Linked DNA regions of Mus musculus: regions 1, 3, 4, 5, 6 and 7 are each linked to region 2. The links are chromatin loops, found by intact Hi-C in ENCODE. Cell type or tissue: heart. All regions are shown on one strand. Links, peaks and the distances in the headings refer to the core of each region. The heading gives the core; the rest is flanking DNA.

Region 1 (4,303 bases), core at 118-4,117, 66 kb before region 2:
AAATGTGGTACATCTACACAATGGAGTACTACTCAGCTATTAAAAAGAATGAATTTATGAAATTCCTAGCCAAATGGATGGACCTAGAGGGCATCATCCTGAGTGAGGTAACACATTCACAAAGTAACTCACACAATATGTACTCACTGATAAGTGGATATTAGCCCCAAACCTAGGATATCCAAGATATAAGATACAATTTGCTAAACACATGAAATTCAAGAAGAATGAAGACTGAAGTGTGGACACTATGCCCCTCCTTAGAATTGGGAACAAAACACCCATGGAAGGAGTTACAGAGACAAAGTTTGGAGCTGAGATGAAAGGATGGACCATGTAGAGACTGCCATATCCAGGGATCCACCCCATAATCAGCATCCAAACGCTGACACCATTGCATACCCTAGCAAGATTTTATCGAAAGGACCCAGATGTAGCTGTCTCTTGTGAGACTATGCCGGTGCCTAGCAAACACAGAAGTGGATGCTCACAGTCAGCTAATGGATGGATCACAGGGCTCCCAATGGAGGAGCTAGAGAAAGAACCCAAGGAGCTAAAGGGATCTGCAACCTTATAGGTGGAACAACATTATGAACTAACCAGTACCCCGGAGCTCTTGACTCTAGCTGCATATGTATCAAAAGATGGCCTAGTCGGCCATCACTGGAAAGAGAGGCCCATTGGACACGCAAACTTTATATGCCCCAGTACAGGGGAACGCCAGGGCCAAAAAGGGGGAGTGGGTAGGTAGGGGAGTGGGGGGTGGGTGGGTATGGGGGACTTTTGGTATAGCATTGGAAATGTAAATGAGCTAAATACCTAATAAAAAATGGAAAGAAAAAAAAAAACAATTGCCACTTCACTTGTGGGTCAGAGAAAATAGTAACTGTGGCTAATGTTGATAGAAGGGTCAGAGACTGCCTCCAACCTACCAACTCTGTGTCTTGGGACAAATCAGAATTCATTATCAATCAGACCTGTAGAAGAACATTTATTCTGCAGTGTCTAAAATCCCCTCATGTACATTCACATGAGGACAGTTGTTCTCCTTACCATAGAGAATATAAATGAAAAATAAAAACCACAGACCCATAAAAGTCACAGTATATAATTTATTTCAATGAGTCCATAGCCCTAAGTCCTTGAGAAAATTTCGACCAGTTTCTAGGCTCAGCCTTCCACCCAATTACATTTAACTTTACATATATGCTTAGTGTAGCCACTAGTGGCCACAGGTTACTGGGTTCCTGAAAGTAAAGATGGGGTTGGATGGGAAAGATGGTGAGAGAAATTATGAGCCAAGACAAAGTTCTCTGATAGAGGCCCAATGTTTACCTATGAGTCTGAGCTTATAAAGTAGGAGGAACCCATCCCCCACTATGCCAGGGTCTCAAGGTTGCTTTGTCAGGATCTGTCAGGAAAACAAGCTCAGCTGCTCAGCAGGTAGCTTTTTGCAGGAAGCTGCAGATGTGGCAGACAAAAGACTTTACCATGGTTGGAAGACTCTACCCTAGGTGAGCTAGCAACTGTGTCAAATGAGGTCTGAGCTAACCTGCTCAAGACTGGCGGTAGGGAGGACACACCTTAGATCCATAAGCCCCACAGGGCAAGAAGCTTTCTCAAAAACTAGATGTTCACAGCCTTCATTTTGAACTAATCTCTAGGCCTAATTCCTATGCTTTATTTCATTAAGTTTACCTGGTTTATTTTTTACTTTATTTCTCTGTCTTGACCACACTGCTACTTCAGTCAAACAGCCTTCCCCAGATGTCCTGACTATAATCCTCCTTCCCTGGCTCCCTTTGTTCAGTATAACTACCTCCAATTCTGAGAGTGTCACCTGGACACCAGAAATCTATGATTCTGCTCTGAGAAACACCCACCCTCCCTGGATCCTTTGTTCCACTTAAACCTGCAAAGGCACTCTCAACATTGCCCTATTGTATTCCCAAGGCTTCTGTCAGGGCTCTCAGGAAATGGGCCTCAGTCTGTGTCCCAAGCACTGATTCCAGGGCTTTCATGCCTTCATTGCTTTCTGCAGCATCTCCCTGGCTGCTGCTTAACATCCTTGTGAAACTGGTAATCACATGCCTCTTGCTCTCATGAGAGGCAGAATGGATGGTGTTCTTGGTTTCCTGCCTGATAAAAATGATCTACATCCAAGGATGCATTCCTCATGTGAGGTGCTCCATTCCTCCAGTTATCTCTAGCCAGGATGAAAGGGAAAAAAAAAAAACCCCATTTTGCTATCCGCCAGAATTCAGAGGCCATGCTGCCAGGGAAAATGTCACTCCTTAGTCCCTTAGTGACTGTCAGTTAGTCCCTTAGTGACCATCAGAAACTATCTTGCAGGCCTTTCACTGCTAGTCTCATGAAGCCAGCTGGAAGCCAGCCCCAGGCTGGGGTTGCACCAGGAAAAAAAGCAGCAGCTGTTACAGGGTAAAGTCAGGCAAAGCTCAGAGGGACCAGCAGACTGCTACATGTCAGTCCAGGTCAGAGAGGACACAGAGCACAGGCTCAAAGCAACCGCATTAGTCAGGGTTTTCTAAAGGAACAGAACTGATAAAGTGTGTGTGTGTGTGTGTGTGTGTGTGTGTGTGTGTGTGTGTGTGTGTGTGTGTGTAGGTGTGTGTAACTGATTATAGTGGATGACAGACTGTGGCCTGGATAGTTCAACAATGGCTATCTCCCAAAGGAAAAGCCAAGAATCCCTGAGTTGTTTGGTTCAGGAAAGTGAATGTCTCAACAGTCCCAGAGTGGCACTGGAGTCCCAGAAAATTCCTTGAGAGCTGATCTTCACTCAACATTGGAATCCTAAAGAACCGGTTTCTAACACCAGCGAAGAAATGCATCAGCAACCAGATATATGAACTTGCCAGTAATAGTGGGGACAAACAAACTAAAAGAAAATGCTTTTTTCTTCAATGTTCTTTTATGTGAATTGCCACTAGAAGGTTTGCTCTAGATTTAGGGTGGGTTCTTCCCCCCAGTCTATCCCCCACCATAATCAAATCAAGAAAATCCTTCACAGGCTTACCCAGCTACTTGAGTATTAGTTAATAGTCAATTTGACAACCAAGATTAACTATCACAAGTCTAGCCTTTGTCAGCTTGACACACAATCACATCTCTTTATGTTATGTTTAATTCCCAAATGAAAACAATAGCCAGGTTATCATTCTGCATAACATGATATAAGTATTCCACATGCACTGTATTCAAATGCATTATATGTTTTAGAATAGGTGGTAATATCCTTTGTGCATAGTCTTTTAGTGTCTCATAGCTTAAATATGATATTTATCTGACATCTCAATGATATGTTACATTACATGACAAATATATAGAGAAGAAACAAGTACATGTTTAAGATATGTATATATATACAAGCATAACTTTTAAAAATAGGACATGAATACTCTTTAAAATCTTATTTTTACAGCAGGGAATATGGCTTTGGCTTGTATTTAACTACCTTCCTGTGCTATCCATTCTACATTTCTTCTACCTTCAGCATACACTTTGGCAGGTATTAGTTCTTTTCCTAGAGAAGCAAGCTATACCTCCATCTCTGAAGCGTATGTGTTCTTTGTTATCCAGCCTGGATTGGGTTGTTGTACTTTCCTTCCTATTGACATCAACCACATGACATAATAACAGAAAGGTGCTCTAAAGGATCTCCTGCACTCCAGATATAATCTTCTTATCTCCACTGTGGAGAAGCAATCCAGTTTTCCCATGGTAATCTGGATCAATAACCACTCCTAAAACTGTTATACCTTTCTTAGCCTGTTGATTTAAGAACATTAGAAGCCGATAGAATCAGAGAGGAAGAAGAAACAACCTCTGTCCCAACACCATGAGTAACTGGGACCAGCGGGACACAAGTATGCAGGAATTCCATCAGACCAGTGGCATGGGTTCCTTCTGGTCTGTCTGGGCCGGTGCCCTGAGCAGGTGCAAACTCCATAGCCAGCCCCATGACACCCAGAGGCAGCTCCACTCCCAGGTACCCCAAGACACCCAGGATCAGAGGATGCAGGAACCCAAGAGCTTGGTCACACAAGGATCTCAAGGTCCCAAAGGCAGCTTAACTCCCAGGAGCTCTGACACACCCAGGATCTCCGTATCACAGGATGCCAGATCACAGGATTGACTCTGAGGAGTTCTGACACAACCAGGATCACAGGAAGGACAGGCTCCACTCAGACATATCCAGGGCAGGTAGCACTAGAGATAACCAGATGGCAGGAGGCAAGCATAACAACATAAGCAACAGAAACCAAGGTTACTTGGCATCATC
Region 2 (4,303 bases), core at 85-4,084:
AAAAAGAATAGACACCTTGCTTTTTACTTTGAGTGAAACTAAGTTTCTCACTTTGGGCCCTACTGTACTGCTTGCTGAAGCATTAATAAAATGCTTGCCTGAAAAACGAATAAGTTCAAACATATCTCTCTCTCTCTCTCTCTCCCTCTCTCTCTCTCTCTCAAATCTCCCTCCAAAAAATAAAAAATAAAATAAAATAAAATAAAATAAAAATTCTATCACTAATGAATTAGAGGTCAGCCTCAGAAACATTAAGACGCTGTTTTGCAACCTAAATAAAGGATCTGGAGCAATGACCCCATTGTTAAAAACACTGACTGCTTTATGAGAGAGGATGAAGCCTAGAATTCCAGCATCCCTACATGGTAGCTCACACTCTCTGAAACCAACTCCAGTGCTGGGGAATCTGGTGCCTTCTTCTGGCCTCCATGGGCATTGCATGCAGGCACATGGTACACAGACGCAGACAAAACATATTTAAATTTTAAATTTTTAAATAAATAGAGCTGAAGAAATGACTTAATGGCTAAGAGCACTTATTGCTCTATCTGGATTTCAGCTCCCAGCACCTGCAGCTCCAGGGGGACCCAATGACTCTGATCTTTACCAGCACTCAGATAGCCAATACAGACACACACAAAGAATTAATAATAATAATAATAATAATAATAATAATAATAATAGACAATTTAAAAAGAATTCTAGATAGTTTTCCTTCAAGTTATGTATCTTGTTTAAATCAATTTGTGGAGAAGAGAGGGGAAGAGAAGGAAGGAGGAGGAAAAGAGGGGAGGAGGGGAAAAGGACGAGGGAAGGAAGGAGAGAATATGAAAATAAATCTTCTTGCTTTGACAAGAGAAAACCAAAGAAAGGACTCTCTAAGCTGATAGCACCAACTGGTCAAGCCAGAGTGGCAAGCAGTTTTACTGCAGGCCTAGCCATAAATCTTAGAAAAGTCAAAGAAAGGTCCCCCCCACTCCACCCCCCACCCCCGCGCCCCAGGAAGTACTCAGTAGGCTTTTTTTAAGTTAATAGAACATGAAAAGGAGACCTAAAAGCTTATCAAATGGCCTGCCTGTCAACTCTGCTCCTCTCTCTCTACCTTGTGGCAACACATCTAATTTTAACGGAGGCAAGGCTGTCTTAATGAAGTGCAGAAGGAAGAAGTACGTAACTTTTGTCAGAAGCCAGAACTATCCAAACATTTTCAAGAGCAGAGGACGGCCATCCTTGAAAAGGAATCTCCTAGAAACAAAACATCTTGAAGAAGATTCCATGTGCCTCGGAAAATAAAGGTTTGTTACAATTTTTGTTCAACTCCTGCATCTGATTAAGACAAAAATTAAATTAAATTTAAAAAGTAACTGAGGCTCTGATAGCGACCTTGACAGATTTACAAAGAAAGCGTCCTCTGCAATTATGACCAGGCTTCTAGTACACTCCACCTCTCAGGCCCTCTGATTTCCCAAGTGTGTTAGAACATGGTAATTAAAACAAGCCTTATTCCAAGCTCTAAGGTTGGCTAAGTCCTGGTCTTGTGCTTTGGCTTTGGGATGTAAAGGGCTCTTTGAAAACAATCAACATACCACTTCTGTCTTGATCAAGATGCATTCCTTTAATCTTATTCTACCTTAAATAAATGTTTGGAATTAGCAGCCCGGGGTTGGGTTTCCGCCCTCTAGCGGAACCCAGATGGCCTGAGAGCCCACCGGCAGTAAAAACTACGTCTCCCAGAATGCTCCGGGAAGGCGGATGCCTCCCCCCCATTGGCCAAGGGTGGGTGACGCTAAGTGTTTTGGCTCGACGGTCACATGTTTCCTTTGTTGTGAGCAGTGGCAGAGACTGGCGGTGGCTCGAGGAGACGCCGGCGCAGCAGGGACGGGGGTCGCCGCTCGTGCCGCTTCCAGCCTGCGCCGAGAGGTACCAGGGTGGCCGCTCCAAGCGGCATGCGACCGCGGCGCTGATCCCCGGCACCGGCGGGAGGGAGGCGAGGTCCCTGGCTGCCAGAAGCCCGATGCGGCCTCGGGCGTGGGGACAGGGCAGGGACGAGCCCCGCGGCAGCAATACACTTAGGGTGGAAGCGGCCGGAGTGTTTCGGCCTCGGACCTGGAGTTTCCGTGGGGTGACCGTGAGTGCTGTCGCCTAGCACGGATAAGGATCGGGGTGCTGGGGCCATAGCAGCCAGCAGCACAGTTGCGAAACATGCGGGGCGTGGTCACCTGACCGTTACCCGCCCCCGCGAAGCCTTTGTTTACCGGGAGCGCGGCCTCGGGCCGTCCCGGGGGAGCCCCCACCCGGCTGCCCGCTTCCTTCTCAGGGCCCTCTGCTTCTTAATTTAGTTCCCAATGTTCCCGCCCCCAAGCCCTGGGCACCCGAGGCGAAGATCGTTCGGGCGGCCGGGATTGGGCGCTGCAGGCGGGCCGGGCCGGCGAGTTCCGAATTTTTATTGGCAGGGGGTGGTAGGTGGGTGGCCCGTGCCAGGCAGTCCCGCCCTCGCCTGAAGGTGACCTGGAGGACGCGGGCGCCGAGGGAGGGGAGCAGCGGGGCGGTGGGTAGGAAGGGGGCGTGCCCTGCAGAGGCCAGGGGGTGGGGGCTAACCCGTAGCTCCTGGCGTAGGACAGCGCGCAGCTCTGCGAAGTTGCCCTTGCCTGCTCTGTCCAGCCTTAGGTAGTAAAGGATGACCCACAAGGCCACATTTGAGAAGCTTCAATATCAGCTCTAGCGGATTTTAATCATGTCAATTTTTTTTTCTGTTAGTGTTCTCAGCTGACACCTGGCACAACCACCAGATGGTTGATGGTTGATAATGGTTTGGTGTTTTGTTTTTCTTTATTAGGATTTAATATGTATCCCTTGCCACTAAAAATATAAACGGTGGCTTTTACCTTTAAAAAAAAAGATATTTTGAGGTTATTCACCTAAAAGTTTTTTGGTTTTGGATTTTTGAATGAGCTTTCTTAGTTTTCCCTTTTTGGGGCACACAATTTCGTGTATTAATCTCCCAGGTAATTGAGAAGTTTCTGATAAGTGAGTTGAAGGTGTGTTTGGAAAACTGTACATTAAGATAACCGAAAGCCCAGTCATTTCCAGACGGAGGATATTAAAGGTGGTTTTCCAAATCTCTTAAACTTATGGTGCAGCTAGGTTTTGTCATTTTATCTCAGAAAAGTTGAGTTTCTTCAGTAAAGCAGGTATAATATACTTAATAAAGCAGCCTTAATATACTTTTTAAAGATTTATTCTGTGTGGGTGTTTGACCAGCATGTACCCACCCACCTGTGTTCGGTGCCAACGAAGGCCAGAAGAGGGCGTCAGATCTCCTGGAACTGGAGTTCTAGATGGTTCAAGTTGTCAGCTGCCTTGTGAGTGCTGGAAACCAAACCTGGGTCCTCTGCAAGAGCACTGCTAAACCATCCTTCCAGCCCCTCTTAATATTAAAAATCCAAGTACTGATGCCTGTTAGAATAAGAAGTTGTCTGATCAGGACACATAGTCACTCGTATACTAAGGTTATTCAGATCTTAACATATACAAATGCAACCCAGTATACTTTAATAAGAACTACCTACCATTTGATAAGTTGAGTTTCTTTAAACAAAGCTTGTGACTTAGTCTTTAAACAGGAAGAAGAAAACAATATTCTGAGAGCTATCAGTTATATCTTAAACTTTCCTGGCTTTCGTCCAGATTGCCAAAACCTTAATGCTTTTCCGGTGTGCTTTTTAACTTCCTTGTTTTCCTGCCATTTCATTAAGAGTCAGAGGTCAAGACTTTGGAAAATAAATACTTAGCAAATATGTTGCAGCATTTATTCTTGTATGCACTTTATTTACTCTTACCTGGAAAATTTAGGACAGCTCTTTTATCAAATATGTAAGTGTGGACTCTGTAATGAAAAATGTCAATAAAATGTCCTCACAAGCATTTATGCAAAAAAAAAAAGATTTCATTTCTGTTGTGACTACAACAATGATACAAGACAGCTGGATGTTTTTAACATTTCTGTTCTTCATGCTATAAATACTCCCATAAGCTCAAGGTGAATCCCCTGTGGGCAGCTCCAGTTATTTGGGAGACTGAAGTAAGAGCAATACTCAGTAGACCTAGGAGTTGAAGACCATCCTGGGCAACATAGACTTGGGAGTCCAACAACAGAATAGCTAATTATCTTCAAGAGTTTTCATTCTTCCAGCACACCCTCTCCCACACGCACACTCTCCTTTGATACTGAGGACTGAACCAAGGGCCTTCTCACACATGCTAGCCACTGAGTTCTCCTTAGTTGACTGATCTTAGATGATCC
Region 3 (4,303 bases), core at 108-4,107, 140 kb before region 2:
TTCTTACAGGGTAGTTGGTTGGTTTTCCACTTAGGAAAGGGAAGGATGCTTTCTACTAGGGAAGTGCTTTAGTGCTAGCCTCCTGCTTACCTGATATGTAGACCTCATTTTTTAATGTCACACATGCAAACTCCACCCACTTCTTATTCTCACTCTCCAGTTCATGCTCTGTCAGTGGGAGCTTGGCCACCTCCAGGCGACTGCGCCTCAGGGGGTCCAGGCAGGTTACCTCTGCCACAAATCGTTCATCCTTTGTACAGCCGCCAATAATCATGAACACCTCAGACTGGAACTCATGCATCCTGGGCTTGGTGCGCTCCGAAATGATCTAGAAACCAAGAAGAGGACATGTAAACAGAGGAAGCACAGCATGACAGTGCAAAGTGCAGGCTGCGGAACCACAAAAAAGCAGGCCACAGTTTCCACTCCACCATCGTTGGCCACATGATTTTACCTCCTTGACCATGATTTCATCATTTGTGTAATGACTATTTGATCTTAACAACCCATTAGGCTTGTTGTATTAAATGGCATAAGATACAGAATGTGTTGATCCAGGGCCTACTGTGTAATAGGTACTGAATAAATGTTACCTGTCATTTTGTTGCTATTTTAAGACAAGAGTTTATTTGCCATCAAATGCATTTCCTGCCTCTTTTACTACCTTGTCTGAAACCTAAACTCCTGGAATGAAAGTCAAAGTTAACATTTACTCAATACCTATTATCATAATGTAAAAAAGAAAGAACAGGGTAGCAAATCCATGAGAAAGAACTGACACACATCACCCTTCCAAAGGGCTTTATTGGGGGGGGGGGGTGCCTGCAGGGAACAGCAAGCCTTCAGGTCCAAAGAGGAGCTTCCTTAAAAGAAATAAAGCATCATGACCACGGACAGCCATAATGTGGCCTTGAAAGGGTGGGTGTGTGTGTGTGTGTGTGTGTGTGTGTGTGTGTGTGTGTGTGTGTATGCCCACTTGTGTGTGAGAATATGTATATCTATATATACATATGAGAGAGACAGAGGCACAGAGACCCTCTGTATATGCATATACAGTTATATATATGTGTGTGTGCATCTGTGTGTGTGTGTGTGTGTGTGTGTGTGTGTATGCATGAGAGACAGAGACAGAGAGAGACATACATCACCATGCAGAAGATCTTTATAAGGAAAGGGAGCCCTGCAGGAAACAGCAAGCCTTCAGATCCAAAGAGGAACTTCCTTAAAAGAAATAAAGCTCCTTGACCACAGACAGCCATAACATAGCCTAAAAGGTGTGTGTGGCTCTGTGAGTGTGTGTATGACAGAAATAAAGCCTTTGTTTCAAAGCCTGAGAGTATAAACAGTAGGAAATCCATAGAGTAAGGATGGGACAGGAGGGATAAAGAATTTGGAGACACTTGAAAGTATTATGCAATGAGTTGGTACCAAAGATAAACTTCGCTTCTCTGCAGCTTTCTTCCCAACATCAGCCTGGTTTCTGTCCCCAACCTACAACATAAACAGGCATCCTTGTTCAGTGAGGAATTCAATACTGTAGGCAATGCTTCAAGGACAGTCTTGTAATTTACTATAAGGACAGTCCTTTTTCTCTAATGGATCCTTAGCACCAGGAAAAACAGTACATGGATCTTGTGGTCTTCTATGAGTCAATGGATGGATGGATGGTTGGATGGATGAATGGATGGATGGATGGATGGGCAAGACAGGTAATCAAGGCCTCTGTGTGAACTACTTTTTATGATGTAAATCACTGTAGTACCTAGTCTCCAAAATGGCTTCAAATAATGTCCTCCTCCCAGGACTCAGAGCACATGTAGTTCCTTCCATACTGTCCAGTCTCTCTAACCAAATATTTATGGTACAGATGATGAGGAGAAATTATGAACAGTTTTATGCCACTAAATCCAGCTACTTTTATGGATGGAGAAATTCTCTGCAACTCCATTTGAAAAGAAACAGATACTACCAGCATTAACGTGATGCAATTTGAAGTGAAAACCTCCTCTCTCAAAGAAAATCTGAGGCTTGAGAAATGCTATAATACCAAACACTCAGGACACCTGTGAAGAATAGGTAGGTGACAGGTCTAAGAAAAACTAAAAAGTAGAGAGATCCACACCAATAAGGGGACATTTTCTAGAGGACTCCCAGACAGGTACCATTCCAGACTTTTGGCTGAGGTTTCTACCGTAGCCTGCAGATGAGGTTTTCTGGCTAATCTTAGAGCTTTCACACAGCGATAGGTACACAGGAGGTTTCATGTGTGTAAATCAATAGCAAATTCTGCCTATAATATAGTTTTCTTGTTAGCTTGTCCCTTCACTAAACCCTGCCGTGTCTTTATAAGATGCTAAGTAAAAGATATCTTCAGAAATTGCAAAAGAGAATATATAGGTATAAATGCTATCTTGGTGCCCATTTAATCATAAATATTGAACATTCTCAACACACCAGGGATTTCTAAAATCTAGAGATGAAAAGTTCAGTAGGTCCTAGTTCCTACTATAACAAGTTGCAAGTTTAGACTATTTACAAGATAATGAATTCAATGGTTGCCAGGTGGTATTTGGTTTCATGACCAAATATTGAACCAATGACCATAAGAAAACAAAGGGTTCTTTGGAGAAGGCGACCTTAGCTTGAATTTTAGAGTAGAAGCAGAAGTTAAGTAGAGGAAGAAAAAAAGAAGACATTTAGATAGCATCTGCTTGTTTAAGAACTAGATGCAGTCCATCAAAACCACAGTAGAATGTATACATTCAAACAATTAAACATTTCACAAAACAAAACAAACAAACAAACAATTAAACATTTCAACAATTAAATAAACAGAAGCATTTGATCATAAGAGTTGGAGGGAAAAAAGAGAAGAGGGGAAATTATATAATTATATTTTAATTTAAAATACGTGTTTAAATTAAATTTGTTTTTAATTGAAAAATAAAACACAAACACACACAATAGAAGTGGATGGTAAATTATGGCAGAGACCTGGGAAGGAGATATTTCATCAAAGTGGAGTTTAGAGAGCTTTAGCAGAAAGAATGGGTATCTTTCTGAAAGTGATGAAGAGCCAGTAAAAAGGTCAGACCAGGGGTGAAGTTGACACCTGCAACTTCCACCATACCAGGGTGGGAATGAGTTGGAGGCAGGACAGACTGGGAACACAGTGATAAGGTCTAAGGGATTTCCTGAAATCTGGGAAGAAATGATGAGACTCTGAATCTAGGCAATGTCAGAAAAGAATAACAGATGCAAATTCTCACAAGAGCAGAGGAAGGGGAGAAAGTAGAACCCCTTTAGAATGGTGATTTGACTAGACTGCACACAACTGGGCAGAGGACGGATGTGACAGGCACAGGGCCATGGGTGTCCATGTCTCACTTAAGCCTCCCAACAGCTGTGTGAAAATATGATATCATCCCCATTATATAGATCAGGAATGCCCAGATTCAGGAATGATGGACTTGTGGACAAGAGTCCCTGGATAATGCCTTACATTCCCAACAAAATGAAATACCTCTCAAGTCCAACTCACCTCATTGCCAGAAAGGTGGTACATCCTGGCTTCCTGAAGCAGCGGGAAGACTTCAGGGCACTGTCTAATAAGAGGGTCTGCTTCAACCATCTCCACGAAGTACCACGGATCCAGAAGTGGTAAACGCACATTCTCGAGGACACAAGGGAGCAGGCAGAGTCGTTCTGATTGTTTGTGCCGGACCCAGCTCATCACAGTCTCAAACACCTGAGCCTCTTCAGTCACACACAGGTCGTCACTCCTCAAGATGTGGTACAAAGTGTCCACAGGAAGTTCAAGGAACTCCTCGGAATTCAGAATCTGAACAAAGTTTTGAATGATGTAACTTTGGACTTGCATCTTTAAACTGTCCAAAGAATGTGTGTCTGCCAGCCTCAGTATTCCAATACAATTTTCCGGGTTCAATGCTTCTGTGAGAAAGCTGGCACAGGCATCCACCAGCTGTAAAAACTTAACAAAAGGGAAGAAAGTCAGACCAGAAAGTGATCATCCCACAAGAACATTCATCAGTGAGTTGTGTGTGCCAGCCAAACTCAGACACATCCTAAACGTACAACAGTAAGGGAAGAGTCTAAAAATAATACATTCCCATAGCCAACAACTCTATAAATAATTTAAAAACATGTTATAAGATTACCTTAAGTCATATGAAAATGTGGAGATTTTTCAAATCTCTTCATCAAATCTGATCAAACCTCTATTTTTATTTTATTTTATTTTATTTTGTAGTGTTGAGCACATCATCACATGTGCTAAGTAAAT
Region 4 (4,303 bases), core at 97-4,096, 120 kb before region 2:
ATTCCACACAGTTGCTCAATGAACAGAAAACAGAGTCCTATAGCCAGACCTGTATCCATTATAGGATGAAAACTACATTGGAAATACCTAGATGTAAATCAAAAGAAAGGTTAAGAAAGTCTACATCCACAGGCAGACACTTACACCTGTGTGTGTTCCAGCTTCTTACTGCCATACTGGCCTTGAGGACCAACAGAGTGTTTTCTGCACTGGCAAGGACATATCTGAACTAAAGCACCTTCTGTTTATGAGGAGAAGCCCAAGAACCAGAAAAAAATTGATGTCTCAGGGGAAGCCAGCCAATAGTCCTGTCTTCTAAGCAAGCAAACACATCTATGAAACTACCAACCAATGATAGCAATTTCTCAGTGACTCAAAACATAAAGAATAAACTGAAAAGGAATACCCAGGGCACTGAGACAAATTGACTTTCATTCCCTCCTGAATGGGAAATCTAGTGGCCAGTACAGGGGCAGGTTAAGCAGTGTGTTTGTGTCAACCCATTTTTATGACCATGCTTATATTTTACCAAGATAGGCTGCAGATAGAATGATGCTCCATACTTAGTGGCAACTCATACGTCAGTTAAAACAAAGACTCTTAGAATGTGTGGAATCCTTGCTCCTGCAATGGCCAGGTAAGTAATGTGCAGTTTTCATTTCCACATCTGAAAAGGGGGCATCTGTCACCTCTATCATGCCAGTGCAAAGCGAAACCAGTGACCGTTGTTTGTGGTAGAAAGCAGTCATGACTTCCCTCAATTCACATAGGCTCTGCCTCTGGCCTTGTCAACATATGGGAGTTCTTTACATACAACTGTCTAACTCTGTTGTTTGAATTCTAAAGAAAAACTTTCTCCTAACTACCCCAAATAAAATACAAATACATATATGAATGAATGATCTGAGCTATATATGTATATGTACTTGCTTGATGTTTATATATTTGATTATGTATAATCATATTTTATTTGAAATATGTGATTTTTGAAAATATTATATATATTCACATGTTATTTTCTTAAAATCCTCAACCAGAACTGAAAGGTAGGAAAATCTCACTAAAAATAAAGTGATTTTTTTCCCCCTACTTTCCAAAACACCTCCCTTATCCACACCATCCTTACTCACTGGTTCTCTGTCATTACCACACTAATGTTGACAATGCTGGTCCAGCTGTATTCATACAAGGTTTCAACAAAGATTTTATGAGCAAATGTATCTACCAGGCACTGTGTGAGATCTTTTCACTAAGAGGATCATTACAACAATGATAAAAGAAAACTGTCACTATACCCATCTACCAGTTGAAATTCAGAGTCGCCTAAAATCTCATGGCCAAGAAAGGGCTCAAGTGACATGGAAACATAGTGTCATCTCACTATGACACCTCAGGAGCCTTTCACATCCAGAGGCTTCTTGCATTGTTTGTCCTTCCCACCACTCCTTGTACACCAGAAACCCCTAATTTTCAGCACGTTATGTGATAACTCCAAGAGTGAGGCCACATTTTTTTCTCTACCTCTACTGATGAACAAAGACAACATCATGTTTTAAACACATTAGTCAAACTGAAGAAAGAGGGGAAAAAAATCCCCCTGGCTTAAGTAACGTCACACCCTTAAAATCAAGGACATAGTGTGGTGTGTGTGTGTGTGTGTGTGTGTGTGTGTGTGTGTGTGTGTGTGTTTAAAGCATATTTTCAATTTTATCATTCCCAAAGTACACTTGTCAAGGTAAAAGATAACAAAACATATTTTTAAAGTATGTTAGCTTGACTCTAAGAGATGATAAAGGATATTAAGACAGAGAATTAAGTCTTTCAAAGAAAAGTATCCGAATGGTGGAATCAGACCAAGGATGAGATGAAAGGTTCCAAGTAATAAATAATAAAATACTGCTTCTAAATGGTCCCAGTTTCTCTTGACCTAAATCAAAATTCTAAAGGTTGATAGTTTCCTTTCTTACATTTTAAGTAGGCACAAACCTTAGTGTATAAGCATACATATTTATATTATACATAGTACATAAGGTAATATATAATACAACATGATACCTAACATACTCTATGTAAGAATATATATAACCATAAATGTAACAGCAAACAAATCAGACTGAGCTTGCTCAGTCTTGTAGATTACAGAGCTCTCGCATCTACAGATGTTTTCCTTGCAATATACATGCAGTTTGACTCGGATTCAAAGCAGACTGACCTGAAATAGTTGCTGGCTGCAGCAAGCACCACTCGATGGCAAGAGAATTCCTGAACATCCACACACAAGATGACGTCTGTCAAAGCATTTTCCTCTCTCAGCGTCTCCAGGCCGTTCTGAAGAATTAAAGAAAGTCTCGTGTCGTCAAATTTTACCTTCTCCCCAGTTAATATTTCCACCAAGTCTCCCCTTTTCTGGGAGGACTTGTCTGTAGTCAGTGCTAAGGGTCCTTCCAAGCTCCTCTCTACCACATCGCTCATGGTGCAGGCGCCTCTTTGTCCTGCCATCAACGTCTAGACTAAAGGAGCTGCCAAGTTTCGGGGAGGTCACACTGCAGAAGCTGAACGGATTTCCTGCACAGGCCCCTCCACTTATCACCAGCTGTCACACATACATAACAGGAAGTCTCACACTTTCTCATCCTGTTACTACAAACACCACCAACTCCTCCTCTTCTTTCTGTGGACTGTCACAGGGTTAGGAATGTCTTTGAGTGGGTGCGTAGATCAGGGATCTGGTGGGGGTGGGGGGGGGGGGGAAGGTAGCTTATCTGTGTCTCCCGGGAGTACGGTTTAGTCCTCTCCCACCTCACGCAAACCTCTGCTTCCAGTTATTATCTGTTTACTTATACCTGCATCAACAACTAAGACTTCAGAGAGGAACTGCATAGGGGGACTTCTCTGTCTCCCACTATCTGAGACCCCTTTGGAGCCTTACCTTTCTTCTGAATATCCCTATAAACTTTCTTTCTGAATTTTAGGGCTTCTCTAACACATACCTTCAAATTTCTCCATCTTCCTTCTGCAAATGATTTCCAAGGGCCTAAGAATCACATGCTCAGATTTAATGAAAGCTATGACCATACTCCTGGTATCAGTCTTCTGTATTAGTTACATCGTTCTGATCATATTATCTGACAGAAAAAATATTTAAGGAACAAAAGATTTATTTTGGTCCAGGATATCTGCCCACTATGCCTGGAAGCGGATGGGATAGTGGGTCAGTCTCCAACAATAACACCACGTGGCATATGTTGTTCACATGGTGGTAGCTCAGAAGGGTACCAGTAACCTTCAAAGGCCTTCCCCTAAATGACCTAATTATACAAATTAGGCTGTACTTCATAAAGGTTCCATAGCCTCCCTAATAACACCAGTTGACAAATAAACGTTCAAGACATAGGCTTATGGCATGACATTTCAGGTTCAAATCATAAAAATGCTTCTAACTATATCCTCTGGTAATGCTGAAAACAATACACAATGACATGAGCCTCTTCATGACAACTTATACCATACTCTCTCAAATTATAGACATAAGGCCAAAACTGCTCTAGCTCCTTACCTCCTCCCAAACACACACACAATAAAATAAAATTCAGTTTCTCATTCATGAGTGTATCTACCAAACTCCTTATTGTTTTATATTTATTTTTCACATGCCTTAAAAACTACTAATGAGGCCATCATTGGGAAGAGAGGCCCCTTGGTCTTGCAAACTTTATATGCCCCATTTCAGGGGAACACCAGGGCCAAGAAGTGGGAGTGAGTGGGTAGGGGAGCAGGGCGGGGGGAGAGTATAGGGAACTTTCGGGGTAGCATTTGAAATGTAAATAAAGAAAATATCTAATTAAAAAAAAAATGAATGTAGCCAGATAGGAATGAGATGTAGACCTCTCAGCTCCTCCTGCATCATGCCTGCCTGGATGTTGCTATGTTCCTGTCTTGCTGATAATGGATTGAACCTCTAAACCTGTTAGGCAATCCTAATTAAATATTATCTTTTATAAGAGTTGTCTTGGTCATGGTGTCTGTTCACAGCGGTAAAACCTAACTAAGACATGTGTCAACCTAAATATATTCTAAGATTCATCATTAACTAGTTCAGTCTTTATAAGCACTGATAGATTATTTCTCTTCCAGTGAAGTAAGCCAATTTAAGCCAGATTAGAGTATAATAAAGGCAGGTTTATTTAGAAGCTGATCTCAGGTGGGTTCACTGGCCCAAAGGACAAGGCCCTTCCAATAAAATACAAAAGCCACTAGCAAAAAGCTTGTTGTCTGTTTGTTGTGTTTGTTTGCTAGTTTTTGA
Region 5 (4,303 bases), core at 192-4,191, 200 kb after region 2:
AACCATATCATAAAATCTTATAACTCCTGTAAAGGGAGAACCGTGTGTGGGCTGGCAGGTGCCTGAGGACCTTGTGTTTGTATCACCTTTGCCTTTGTATCACCACATAAAGTGTTTATAAAATGCAAACGTTGGGACCTCTTTAGAGCCACAAGGCCTGGCTCATTCTTCATGCTAATTTAGAACCACAGTGGCTCAAAACAGACTAGTGATTACAAAGCGAGCAACTCCCATTCCCTATTAAGTTCATACATGTGGAGACAAGAGCAAAGCCACTTCAGGTTCACCCACATTCTCATCTAATGCATTCTCCCATAACCACAAGATTAAGAATGTCAGTTTCCAAGTTTCCATATAAATTTTAATACCACATGTACTGAGGGGAGGGTTAGACAGGACCTCAAGTAATCCATGGTGGCCTGACAGTCTGGCTCCTACTCCTAATCCACCTCCCAAGTGCCGGGATTACTAGCCTGAGCCACCATGATAGGTAGGCTAAACTCTTTTGACAAGTTTTGTGGTGTTACTAGAGACAAGCACCCTACCAATGAGGTTCCTCAGAGATGAAGTGTCCACTTCTTTTGCTGCCTTTTCCCGAAACTATCACAGCAAATCAACAGGATCACAGAAATCTTGTTACCTCCAAGGCACCTCCCCAGTTCCACCTGTTTAAGACTTTTTTCTTCCTTTCTTTTTTCCAGTCTTCTGCTGCCCAGCCTAGCCTTGAACGCCTAACCCTGCTTACAAGCAAGTCTGACCACACCAAGCTGTTTAAAAGCAATGCCTGATTTTAAACGTTAGCCAGTAAGCTACACCATATGCAACTTTTCCACAGATGTTAATAAGCTTCACTTGAGGAGCAGGTTCTTCCGCTTTCGCCACTTTCCAAGATTCTGATTTTGGGTGGCACCTGGGAAATGAATCTACATATAGTCCAGGTGCTGTTTATTTATTTATAATTCAGCCTTTCCCAGCTTGGCTCCAACTCGCCATCCTCCTGATTCAGACTACTGAGAGTTGAGATTACAGACCTGTGCCCACCTCGGGTGAATTTTAAGATCAGGTGGTGCCTTCGCCAGGCTCAATCTCATCTCTGGCTAGCTCACACGTTTATAAAGACCTCAGGCCCCTTGGTGTGTATGGTACCATCAATTAGGTAGAAGTTGCAAAGTTGACATCTTCGGACTAAGTTTCAACGTCAGTATTAATTCAACTGCTATGGAATTTCTCTTCTATTACACTTCATGTAAGATCCGGCCGGCCGGAAAGGCCACGTGCTTCCTACAGCAGTACAGCCCTTTCAAGAATATGAGCCGGACATGCAATTAACGCTCAGAAGTTCCCCTTTCCATCACATCCCTCGGAACTACTAGGAAAGACCGCGGGTCCGGAGAACCGGGCCGGGCTCGGCCAGACACCTCTCGCGGCTCGGCACCCAGAAGCCAGTAGGGAAAGGAGGACCAAGGAAAAGCTAGGCAGGGAGGAGTCAGCTTTAGCAAAGACCTCGTAAACAATGGAAAGCGGGAGCCCCACACGGCTACCTATCCCCCGAGGATGCGCGCAACCCCAGCTCATGGGAAGCCGGGGGAGCTGGAAGCGGCGGCCATTACCTGCGTCCAAGCAGCCGCGGGGCCTGGGTCGCAGAGAGCTCCCGGTAGCCGCCACCCAAGGGAGGCGCCCACGCCGGACCGCAGCGCCAGCCTCGCTGTACCCAACCTTGCAACGCCATCTTCCCAACCTCTGCCCCACCATGGCCCGACCTCTCTAACCCCGGCCTAGAAATCACTTCCGGGGCGAAGAAAAAAAAAAAAAAAAAAAAGCCACACAGCGCGGAGGAGTGGTCTAGAGCGCCACCTGGAGGCCGTTCAGTTCCGGTCTTCCTCTTCTCAGACCAGCGCCACCTTGGAAGTTTCTGGTGAGAGTGACTGGGGAAAACTTGAGGCTTTGAGTAACGCTGTGTTATCAGACACCCTCAGGTTATCACATTTAACCACAAGACACCGTTTCACTGTGCTTTATAGTCTCAGAAAAGGGAAATGGCCCTGTACAGTGGCAACCTTAACTCGCCAGGCTTGGACATCTGTCTGATTGTGAAAAGCAGAAAACGATTTATTAAATGGGACCACACTGAGAGGATGAAATTCAATGACTCCCCACGTTCATCTTCCAGGTCTAACATAAAGATAAGGTTTAAATGGAAGGCAAGAAGTGTGCAGTATAAGGAAATTGTGTCCCCTCACCAATCACCCTTCACCCGTCACCCCCGACCCCTGATCCAGCCTCCTTCTCCAAGCCTGCCCCCTTGACAAGTTGCAAATCCTTCTGTAGTTACTGGCTGCCCCCAGAAACTCAGGCTTTTTCCTTCCAGCATGAGATTTCTGGGGTGGTTCCATTACTGAAGTTTGATAGCCAAAGACAGAGCCCCAAGTGTTTCAGTTGAAGAAGCAAGGGAAGGGAGAGGGTCTCCTACACCTGAGTCTGGTTGATCTCTAGACAACTGAGAGTCAAGTATCCCAGCACAATTAACATTTGCTTTGAGAACAATGTTCCCTTTCTACAGGAATGTTTCAAATAAGAATGTTACAGTAGCAGGGAATCATGTGTAATGCCTAAGCATGGCATGTTTCCTTTCCTAACTATAAATCCGCAATTTTCTAGAACTCACAACAAACCTCACTTATAGTAAAAGAGACTTTTTAACTCCCTCTGCAATTTTATGGCCCTTGGTTTATATTATTAGATTGGAGTCTATCAGAAGCACCTCCAGGACTACTCTGTCATCTCATTTATTTCAAGAGGGAAAAGGAGAATGGGTGGGGGTGGGGGTCCCTTAGAAACTCTTCTGTTACTGGTGGTAAAGGTCTGGGCTGAGTGTTTCCAGGCTTCGAGAATGAAGAACATGGGGAGCGACCCTTATTCAGAAAGAGTCAGAACACACTGCATAACTGTGGGTAGCAGCACCAGTGGAGATGCTTAAGGGACCCCAGTCATTGTTTGTAGCTTCTAGATATGGGATGCAGAGGAGTTTGGTTGTTAAGGGATACCCACTTTGTGTGACTCTATGTTTTCATTCACAGATTAAATACACAATTGTTTCTTATTGTCCATGTTTTCAAAGTCAGTGTAGGCCAAATGGGCCAACATAAAGATGGATGGACTGAGCCAACTGAAACCAGAACCAGTGTGGGCCAGCCTGTGTCCGTCATATATATCTCCACCCCTCTTCTCACTCCCCAGACATCACAGGCTGGCCGCCTGACTCTCAGGGTCTGTGCAGAGTCTGCAGAATTTGGCTTGTTTTAGGCTATTTGCTGCATTGCTTTACCTCCCTCCCTCCACTCTACCTTTAGCCACGACTTCACTACCCACCTTGTCCCTGTTGCCCTCCTATTTAATTTCCCTCCTTTAGTTTTTCTCTATCAACCTAGTCCAGCCACTTGCTTTCTTTTTTTTTTTTTCTTCTCATTCATGACGTGCTACCAGTGTTTTGTGGTTTTTTTTCTTTTAGGTTTGGGGGTTTGTTTGTTTGTTTGTTTCTTGAGACAAGGTTTTGCTTGTGTAGCCCAGGCTGACCTAGAACTCACTCTATAGAGCAGGCTGGCCTTCATCTCACAGAGAACCACCTGCATCTGCCTCCCAAGTGCTGGGAGTAAAGGCTTTTTTTCTTAGTTAAGGGTTGTTTTGTTTTGTTTTGTTTCTAATGGAGGCTGGAGGAACAACTGGTGGATTAAGAAGATTTCATTTCCAGAAGCCCCCAGTTTAATTCCCAACACTCATGTTAGGTAACTCACAACTTCCTGAAATTCTAGCTCCAAATGATTCATGCCCTCTTCTGGTTCCTGAACACACACACACACACACACACACACACCAAACCAGGCATGGTAGTGCATGTTTTTAATTCCAATACTTGAGAAATAGAGGCAAACAGATCTCTGAAACTTTGAAGCTAGATAGTCTATATAATAAGACTGTCACAATAAACAAACAAACAAACAAACCACCACAAAATAGCAGCTCAAAACGTTATAGAAACCCACTATTTTGGAAACTAATTAAAAAATATAATTTAAAAAATATCTTGAACACAGGTACCCCCAAAAGACATAAGGTATTAAGTGAACATCCCAGTGCTGTGTGTGTTTGCATCCTTTGAGTTATTGGGTAGGAGCCCTGCACCACAAACAGTATAGCCTATTGCCATTGTTCTTGGTTTCCCACCATAACTATATAGTAAGATTCTATGATGAAGACAGATTTTGGTTGCAGGACAGAAAAATCAAGCTGGAAGTGACCTGGGGAC
Region 6 (4,303 bases), core at 246-4,245, 130 kb before region 2:
ATAACACCAGATACAGTCAGACCAATGAGGTAACATATGAAAAGCCAAGAAAACTAACTCGGTCAAACATTCCACAGTGATAACATCTAATGAGAGTGAGTTAAATAAAATCTCAGACACTGAACTCAAATGAATGATTATTAGTATGCTTAAAGAAGAAAAGAAGTACCTAGGTTAGAACATAAACAGCTGAAATGAAACAAGGACATTGATGCAAATTATAAAAAAGGAATTCCACGAAGAGAGAAATAATGAAGAAACATGAATCTGAATTGCTGGAAATGAAAAACATAGTCAAATCAAAAGCTCTATGGAAGTTACATCAATAGAATAGATCAACAGAGGCTAGAACAGCTTAGCTTGAAGACGACATGGAAGAAGTGGAACATTCAAGCAGGGCAGAATAGGGGACACTCTGAAAAAGATAAATCTATAGATAACAGGCACAGAAGAATATAGTTCTGAAGATATAAGATACAGTTTTAAAAGAATTCTGAAAGTACAAGGCATGGGATACCTCCCTGGAGTTATAGTCCAGTTAAGTACCACAGGTCTACAAAACAGTATGAGCCATTCCTATTTTCCTTGGTTACCCATCACAACTACATTGTAAGACCATAGTGCTGAAGACACCATGCACTTTGGTTGTGGAACATATAGAAATCAACCACAGAGGTCTAGAGAAATGGCTCAGCAGTTAAGAGTACTGACTGCTCTTCCAGAGTTCCTGAGTTCAATTCCCAGCAACACATGGTGGCTCACAACCATCTGTAATGGGATCCGACACCCTCTTCTGGTGTGTCTGAAGATAGCTACAGTGTACTCATAAATATAAATAAATAAATAAATCTTTTTTAAAAGCAAGAAAGCAAGGAAGCAAGAAAAGCAAGCAAGCAAGCAAGCAAGCAAGCAAGAAAGAAAGAAAGAAAGAAAGCCGGACGTGATGGCGCACTCCTTTAATCGCAGCACTCGGGAGGCAGAGGCAGGCGGATCTCTGAGTTCGAGGCCAGCCTGGTCTACAGAGTGAGTTCCAGAACAGCCAGGGCTACACAGAGAAACCCTGTCTCATAAAACCAAAAAATAAAAAATTTAAAAAAAGGAAGGAAGGAAGGAAGGAAGGAAGGAAGGAAGGAAGGAAGGAAGGAAGGAAGGAAGGAACCACAAACAAGCTAGGATCCTCCTGTGCCGACTGCTGGGGGAGAAAAGACATCAATAATCTTATCTAGCACTTGACCCTTCATGCTACAATATCAACTTGCCAAACATGATATGCTTAATGGTGCTTAGTGGATTGACTTTTATGAGAAAACAGCTTCCTGGTTGGACTTGAGGCCCATTCCACAAGAGGGAATTCATGTCTGGGTCACCCCAGGGTTGAACCTGTTGTTTTTATTTATTTAAATGTTCATGATGTCTACTTTTCCTCTAAATATTTATCCTTATACCCACAGACTTGGGCCGCTCTCAACATTGGTCAGAGAGGCTTCTTTTTGCAGTGGGCAACAGTCAGTGGAGCAGTGCATAACTGGGCAGAGTGCTGAGAGTGGGTAGCTGGGTTCTCAGCCCTAAATGGGACATCTACATTAACCACACCACCATCAAGGCTCACAAAACAAGTGGAAGAAGAGGCAGAAAGAAAGAGATGATGAATAGAGTGGAACACAAACATAAAATAACCATAGCCTAAAATGCCATCTTCTGGACATGGCGTGGCAGTTGCACTTAAAATTCCTAGTAATAGTCGTTAGCTGAACAAGAACTACTTAAGATCATGCCAGGGACAATTATGTAATAGATAGGGTGAATGTTCTCCAAACCCCACCCTTTCCTGAGGAGCTACTGACAGCTAATAGCTGCTGAAAGAGAAAGAATCATTAGTTTTGAAAGATGTGGCCACTGGTAGGGAAGTAGGAGTTGCATACTTCAGAGGATGGCTCCACACCCATGCACATATGGGCAGCATTGACTGGACTTAGTGGGCATAATAACAAAAGGGGAGGGAATATAAAGTTCAGAAGGCTGCGATGTGAGAACTTGGAGGAAGTTGAAAGGGCAAAATGGGAGACACACATGATCATATAATTCTTAAAAGTAAAGGAAAAAAGAATCTTAACAGAAAAGTTACCCAAGTTAGAACTTAAAATAAAAGGAGGATCTAGGACACCAAACACACAAAGCCGGAAAAGAACCTCCTCTTGTCATATTATAATTAAAACACTAAATGTACAGAACAAAGAAAGTATACTGAAAGTGGCCAGCGAGAAGCAGCAAGTCACATATAAAGGCAATTCCGTCAGAACAACAGATTTTCTTTTTTCAAATGAAAACGTAAAAGCTGGAAGGGCCTGGAAAAAAATGTATTTCAAATTCTTATAGACAATAAGTGCCAACTTAGACTATTACACCCAGCAAAGCCATCTATTATAATGGGAGGAAAAATAAAAATTTTCCATGATAAAAATAAGTTAAAAGAATCTATAGTCATTAATCTAGTTCTAAGAAACTCCTTGAAGGAAACCTACAGACTAAAGAGAAAAACCAATCTAACCACGAGGCCACAGCTCTCAGGATCTCCCTACCTCTCTATAACTTCCCTCACTTGGCTATACCCAGGTTGTGAAGCAAGAGAAGTGGGTCAACACCTCCCAAGTACACACATTTGCTGCTGGGCAAACTCCTGATCCAGGAAATAAGAGAATGAGGTCTACTGACAGCTGGAGCATGCACAATGCTCCTTATACATCCCAGCTAGTGAAGTTAGAGGCTGCAAGGTACCCTACTCAGATACACACTTACATGACACGCTTCTGCTTCAATGAAAGTCATATTGTTAAAATAGTGGGAAGGAGGAGATGAGTTACAAAGGGCATAAAGTTAGTGATTTCACCCTCCCATAAGGAGGGATAGTTTCCTGCCAGTCAAAGGGGCAGATGGTGAGCACTGGCAGCATGTCAGGAGCATGACTTGGGGACATCACCAGGAAAGCAGCCCTGAGAGAAATAATTGGCTTGGCATCTTTAGAATGCCCCAGGAAACCGAGCCAATGAAATTGACTAAACTAGTAGCAACCTATTACTCAAAATTCATCAAGGCTACATTGTAATGGATTTCCTTTCCACAATCCTGTCTTTTGCCAGACTATATAAATCCCTCCCTAACCCCAACTTCAACAGAGCTAATCCTCCTACCAACTATCTTGGTCCCTGAACCCTTCAGGGATACATACTTTTCCATACTTTGGGATCTGTTACCTTCAACTACCAAGCCAATTATGACACAAACAGGAATCATTTCCACAAGAGCCAAGTCATACATAAGATTTGATGCTCATCTATGGTCCCTAGGAATGACGTGGCCTATCCCCAGACTCTGTTTCTTACACATCTAGGCAATGAGACAACATGAATACGATAAAATCAACATCAACAGTAAAATCCTAGTCCTGGCCACAGATGATAACTTAGATGGGACCCTTGATATAATTATAGAGGCAACTGACATTATTCGTAGTCTAATTAGTTTATGAAGCTAGTGTAATTGCTACAATCATATTGAAGCAAATATCGAATAGAAGCAATATATTATTTTAAAATAAATCATAATTCTGAAGTCTTCTCTCTTCTGTGACACGACTTACTTCTCAATGTTCTTCTTTCACAGCCACCAAGTGCTTGTCACATGTATCTTCATGCCCCCACATTTAGACAGCATCATCACTTGAAAGCTGCATGGTGTGTTGGCTAGCAGTACTTTCTTCCATCATAAAACCCAGTTTCAAATCACAGCACTTTCAGTCATATTCTGTGTTGCCTTAATTTCTTGTCCAACTCATACTCAGATCAGATGTTTTGTATAGGAAGCATGAGCTCCACCACTGGCTCTAACTGGGCTGCTACACTTGGCAGCCATTGTGCTGCAGTTAGATACCAAGTATAGAGCCAGGCACTACATTCCTCCCTTAATCTAATGAAGTAGGCAATGCCTCATCGCATCACCTTCCACTAAATATCCAAACAAATATCTTTGTAACCTTGACTTATGTGTGTGTGTCTCTGTGTGTCTTTCCCTCTCTCTGTGTCTCTGTCTCTCTCTGTCTCCTCTGTCTCTATGTATCTGTGTCTATATGTCTGTCAGTCTGTCTGTCTTTCTGTACACGTCTGCTGTCTTTCTGTCTGTTTCTCTGGGTATATATCTCTGTGTCTATATGTCTGTCAGTCTACCTGTCTGTCTTTGTGTACACATGTCTGTCTGTCTTTCTGCCTGCCTGCCTGTCTGTCTGTCTTTCTGTCTGCCTATCTGTGTG
Region 7 (4,303 bases), core at 57-4,056, 370 kb before region 2:
TTCTTTTTAAAAAAAAAATCTCTAAAATCAGAATAATTCCTAGTTTACAATGCTGGTAAGAAGATTAGCTATAATTCAGAAAAATGAGATCCCTGTTCATCATAGAAATTCAATAAATAGTACTTGTGATGGTCATGGCTAGTAATCACCACAGTAAAACTGAAGCAAGGCTCTGGGCAACTCTGGTCTTTCCAGTATGTTAGCATACTTATTTTGGGGTAGAATTCACTTGCCATGCCTCATCATCATATACTCTCAGGATATATGAAACCAGTTATAAAAGTATCAAATGGTTTTAAACTAGAGCACACATGCACACGCACAAACACACACACACACACACACACACACACACACCATATGTGGTGGGGGAAAGGTTTGACAGGTTGTTGGTGGTGGTTGGTGGTTTATGGGTTTTTTGTTTTGTTTTTGTTTGATTGATTGATTGATTGATTGATTGATAACAGCAAACTTTTAAAGGACAGATACATTCTTGCAATATGTGGAGAATGACTGTCCTCAAAGCCAGCAGCTGGCAAAGGAGTTGTTCTCTGAGTTTTGAAGTCACTTTCAGGCTGTGTGGCAAAATAAGTAGACTGTTAATTGAGGTTGGGTAAGAGGAAAAGCGAACCACAGACCTTCGTAGACAAATGCTGTAGTTCACACCACATGGTTCCCTGCATGGATTAGGGAATATAGTTTTAATAATTTTATAGTTCTAATGTGTAATTCTGATTAAACATATTGAGTAGAATTTACCAAATAAAGCTGTCAGTAAATTTAAAGTAGCCTTAATGCCGCATCTTCTTGTGCAGTGCCAGCCTCCTCCCGTAAACAAAATGGTGGAGGTCGGTGTGAACGAATTTGGCTGTATTGGACGCCTGGTTACCAGGGCTGCTGTCTGCTCTCCACTTGGCAAAGTGAAGATTGTTGCCACCAGTGACCCCTTCATTGACCTCAACTACATGGTCCACATGTTCCAATATGACTCCACCCACGATGGCACAGTCAAGGCCGAGAATGGGAAGCTTGTCATCAACAGGAAGCCCATCACCATCTTCTAGAAGCAAGATCCCGCTAATGGGCCGTGATGGCCGAAGGGCTGCCCAGAACATCATCCCTGCATCCACTGGTGCTGCCAAGGCAGTGGGCAATGTAATCCCAGAGCTGAACGGGAAGCTCACTGGCATGGCCTTCCGTGTTCCTACCCGCAATGTATCCGTTGTAGATCTGACAAGCCGCCTGAAGAAACCTACCAAGTATGATGACATCAAGAAGGTGGTGAAGCAGGCATCTGAAGGCCCACTGAAGGGCATCCTGGGCTACACTGAGGACCAGGTTGTCTCCTGCGACTTCAACAGCAACTCCCACTCCTCCACCTTTGATGCTGGGGCTGGCATTGCTCTCAATGACAACTTTTTAAAGTTCATTTCCTGGCATGACAATGAATACGGCTACAGCAACAGGGTGGTAGATCTCATGGCCTACATGGCCTCCAAGAAGTAAGAAACCCTGGACCACCCACCCGAGCAAGGACACTGAGAGCAAAAGAGAGGCCCTCGGTTGCTGAGGAGTCCCTATCCCAACTCTGCCCCCAACACTGAGCATCTCCCTCACAGTTTCCATCCCAGACCCGCATAATAACAGGAGGGGCCTAGGGAGCCCTCCCTACTCTCTTGAATACCATCAATAAAGTTAGCTGCACCCCAGATAGATAGATAGATAGATAGATAGATAGATAGATAGATAGATAGATAGATAGATAGATAGATAGATAGATAGATAAAGTAGCCTTAACAAAATAAATGTTTTTGATAAATTAGAATTTGAAGACAAAATTGTGCCTTTTCTCTTATTACCCACTAGGTGGCAGAATGTAACCATGGTATATCCTGCTGACAGTTCTTATTGGCAAAGATGTTAAATGAGTGAACTAATTTCTTTTATTATTATTATTATTATTATTATTACGTATTTTCCTCAATTACATTTCCAATGCTAGCCCAAAAGTCCCCCATGCCCTCCCCCGCACTCCCCTACCCACCCATTCCCACTTTTTGGCCCTGGCATTCCCCTGTACTGGGGCATATAAAGTTTGCGTGTCCAATGGGCCTCTCTTTCCAGTGATGGCCAACTAGGCCATCTTTTGATACATATGCAGCTAGAGTCAAGAGCTCCGGTTAGTTCATTTCTTTTTAAAACCAGCAATATTTTTCTATTCCTTTAAACTAAGCACATTCCTAACGTTCAACCCCAGAATGTCAACCAAAGTTCACGATTTCCATTGGTAGCAGAGGATCTTCTCTAAAGCCACGCTTAAGGCCTGGGCTCCTCTTCTTGTCTTCCAGAGGATGATGGATAACTATGGCTGAGGGTCAGATGCTAACAGAGAACTTGGTACAAAGGCTAAGAGCGTCTGCATGTTTATCCTTACAAGGCTGTGTTTAATCCCATCATGTAAAATAAATGATAAAGGAATTTAAGCATAAAGAGACAAACCTGCTTTTCAAGCGAGACTGGAGAGATGACTCAGGGGTTAAGAGCACTGGCTGATCTTTCAGAGGACCCATCTAGTCTCCAAAATTAACATGGTGGCTCACAACTGCCTGTGGCTCTGGTTCTAGGGTTCAATGCCTTGTTCCAGCCTTCTCAAGCACTGCATGTATGTGGTGTACAAACATACCTGCAGGCATTCACACATACACATGAAATAAAAATAAAAAAATCTAAAAACAAAAAACAAGGCTCTGCTTCTCATTTGCTCTCTCGAACTCTCACAGGATGGAGCACTAAAATGCTCCCAGGGGGACAAGACGGAAATAGGATATTTTATTTGGTGCAGCTTGGGCTATGTCTGCTGAATCTAATGGGGCACAAGTATAATAGGATTCAAGAAATTCACTAGACTGGATGTGGGCACAGGATGTGGGTTCCAGGGAAACCCTGAATGTTGAATGTGACATGGGCAGCTGGAGGGAGCACAGGTAGCCCATCTGGGCCTACGCTGCTATGCCTCTCTCTACCAGTGACTACAGGGTCACTGGTGAGAAACAGGGCTAATGTCACTATGAAGTTCCATAGGAATGGAGACAGGATGGGAGGTCGAGCTGAGCAGGTGGAAGCTGCAGAATTAGGGGAGATCCATACTCAAAAAGTATGGCTATGTGATCCCTGGTAGAGAACATGGCAAGTGTCACTGGCTGGGTGACTTTGGGTATCACCCAAAGATTTGTAGAAGGGACAGACGCAGGCAGTAATGCAGGGCCATGAGGACTAGAATCTTCAATGAATTCCCAACAATGTCTACTACTCACCTGAATGCTTAAGACTTCAAAAATACTCCTAACATAAAATGTTAAATATGAGCCTTTTATTAAGGCAATAATATATGCAAAATCATAGACATATATGTCTGTTGACTACCTCTGTTAATTTCCTTTTCATGGTGGATATTTAGGAGCTACCATACCAACAATAAAAATTAGCACCTATAAGCAGTTTGGATTACCCTTATATGACAGAGGCTGCTATTATTAAATCCTAAGATAATAATAACTAGAGCATTACATTTTGATATAAATTTTAGCTTTTATCATTAAAAGGCAAAAGCTATTTTCTAACTACTTGTTCTGTTGTATTTCAAAAACCAGTTTCTCAGGATTCTTATCTTGTCTAATCTAAGCTAAAGAGAAAGAAAGTATTAATTTTAAAAGGAAGCTTTTGGTTCCTTCTCTGCATGCATAAATTGGCAAATGATACAAATTCTTTGGTATTTTTTAAAACATCTATTTGTTGTGTATTATGCTGGTTAATCTCCATGGCTAACACACCTGGGAAGAGGGACCTTCAATTGAGAGACTGTCTTCATGGCCTATGGGAATGTCTGTGTGGTATTTTCATGATTCAAATGATGAGGGAGGGCCCAGGGCCCATCCCATAGTGAGCGGTAGCATCCCTCTGTAGATGGGCTTGGACTGTGTAAAAATGCTAGATGAACATCCAGAGAAAGTGAGCTTTCTCTAGTGAGCAGTGGTCCCCATGGTCTCTGACTCAATTTCTGTTCTGCTCTGAATTCCTGACTTGGCTTCCCATGATGATATACTATAACCTGTAAGACCAAATAAATTCTTTCCTTCTTGAGTTGCTCTTGGTCAGTGTCTTATCACAGTAACAAAGAACCAAACCACAACATGCATGGTAGTATGTTTACACGTGCTTATCTTTCTATATATATGGCAGTGATTGGCTTATGAATAAGTGGACATGTTAATTGAGACTTCTAAGCTACTCCAAATTATTTCTA

The links. A loop is a pair of places that touch in the nucleus more often than their neighbours do. Peaks named below come from ENCODE experiments on the same cell type or tissue, not always from the same donor. Only the 100,000 strongest peaks of a DNase experiment are listed, where the experiment ranks them.
Region 1: it touches region 2 in a loop (2.5-fold over the local background); 5 of 42 quality-filtered maps call a loop at or near these places.
Region 3: a loop joins it to region 2, with 2.1 times the contacts of the local background. A loop is called at or near these places in 8 of 42 quality-filtered maps.
Region 4: a loop joins it to region 2, with 2.7 times the contacts of the local background. A loop is called at or near these places in 11 of 42 quality-filtered maps.
Region 5: a loop joins it to region 2, with 4 times the contacts of the local background. A loop is called at or near these places in 2 of 42 quality-filtered maps.
Region 6: it touches region 2 in a loop (2.6-fold over the local background); 11 of 42 quality-filtered maps call a loop at or near these places.
Region 7: a loop joins it to region 2, with 4 times the contacts of the local background. A loop is called at or near these places in 15 of 42 quality-filtered maps.

Annotation. Positions count from the first base shown.
Region 1 is chr16:20,030,110-20,034,412 of GRCm38, forward strand. No RefSeq gene overlaps it. Among named protein-coding and RNA genes, the nearest start is that of Klhl6, 49 kb to the left of the region's middle. In heart, for the core only: no CTCF peak of the experiment used is centred there; a DNase peak (open chromatin) is centred at 2,412; H3K27ac peaks cover 430 bases.
Region 2 is chr16:20,095,752-20,100,054 of GRCm38, forward strand. Klhl24 (kelch-like 24) reads left to right here and starts at 1,803. Exons shown (of 8, transcript NM_029436.3): 1 at 1,803-1,920. In heart, for the core only: CTCF peaks have their summits at 435 (motif pointing left), 1,677 (motif pointing left) and 3,302 (motif pointing right); DNase peaks (open chromatin) are centred at 1,740, 2,360 and 3,290; H3K4me3 peaks cover 1,893 bases; H3K27ac peaks cover 2,107 bases.
Region 3 is chr16:19,953,363-19,957,665 of GRCm38, forward strand. It overlaps Klhl6 (kelch-like 6), which reads right to left. Exons shown (of 7, transcript NM_183390.3): 3 at 3,542-3,991; 4 at 91-328. Among named protein-coding and RNA genes, the nearest start is that of Klhl6, 28 kb to the right of the region's middle. In heart, for the core only: no CTCF peak of the experiment used is centred there; no DNase peak of the experiment used is centred there.
Region 4 is chr16:19,980,505-19,984,807 of GRCm38, forward strand. Klhl6 (kelch-like 6) reads right to left here and starts at 2,545. Exons shown (of 7, transcript NM_183390.3): 1 at 2,213-2,545. The coding sequence starts at 2,499. In heart, for the core only: no CTCF peak of the experiment used is centred there; a DNase peak (open chromatin) is centred at 2,547; H3K4me3 peaks cover 2,864 bases; H3K27ac peaks cover 2,312 bases.
Region 5 is chr16:20,300,599-20,304,901 of GRCm38, forward strand. It overlaps Parl (presenilin associated, rhomboid-like), which reads right to left and starts at 1,764. Exons shown (of 10, transcript NM_001005767.4): 1 at 1,611-1,764. The coding sequence starts at 1,729. In heart, for the core only: a CTCF peak has its summit at 1,879 (motif pointing left); a DNase peak (open chromatin) is centred at 1,683; H3K4me3 peaks cover 2,060 bases; H3K27ac peaks cover 1,513 bases.
Region 6 is chr16:19,961,307-19,965,609 of GRCm38, forward strand. All of the region lies in intron 2 of Klhl6 (kelch-like 6), which reads right to left. Among named protein-coding and RNA genes, the nearest start is that of Klhl6, 20 kb to the right of the region's middle. In heart, for the core only: no CTCF peak of the experiment used is centred there; a DNase peak (open chromatin) is centred at 1,875.
Region 7 is chr16:19,722,473-19,726,775 of GRCm38, forward strand. It overlaps the pseudogene Gm17799. Among named protein-coding and RNA genes, the nearest start is that of Lamp3, 18 kb to the left of the region's middle. In heart, for the core only: a CTCF peak has its summit at 1,845 (motif pointing right); no DNase peak of the experiment used is centred there.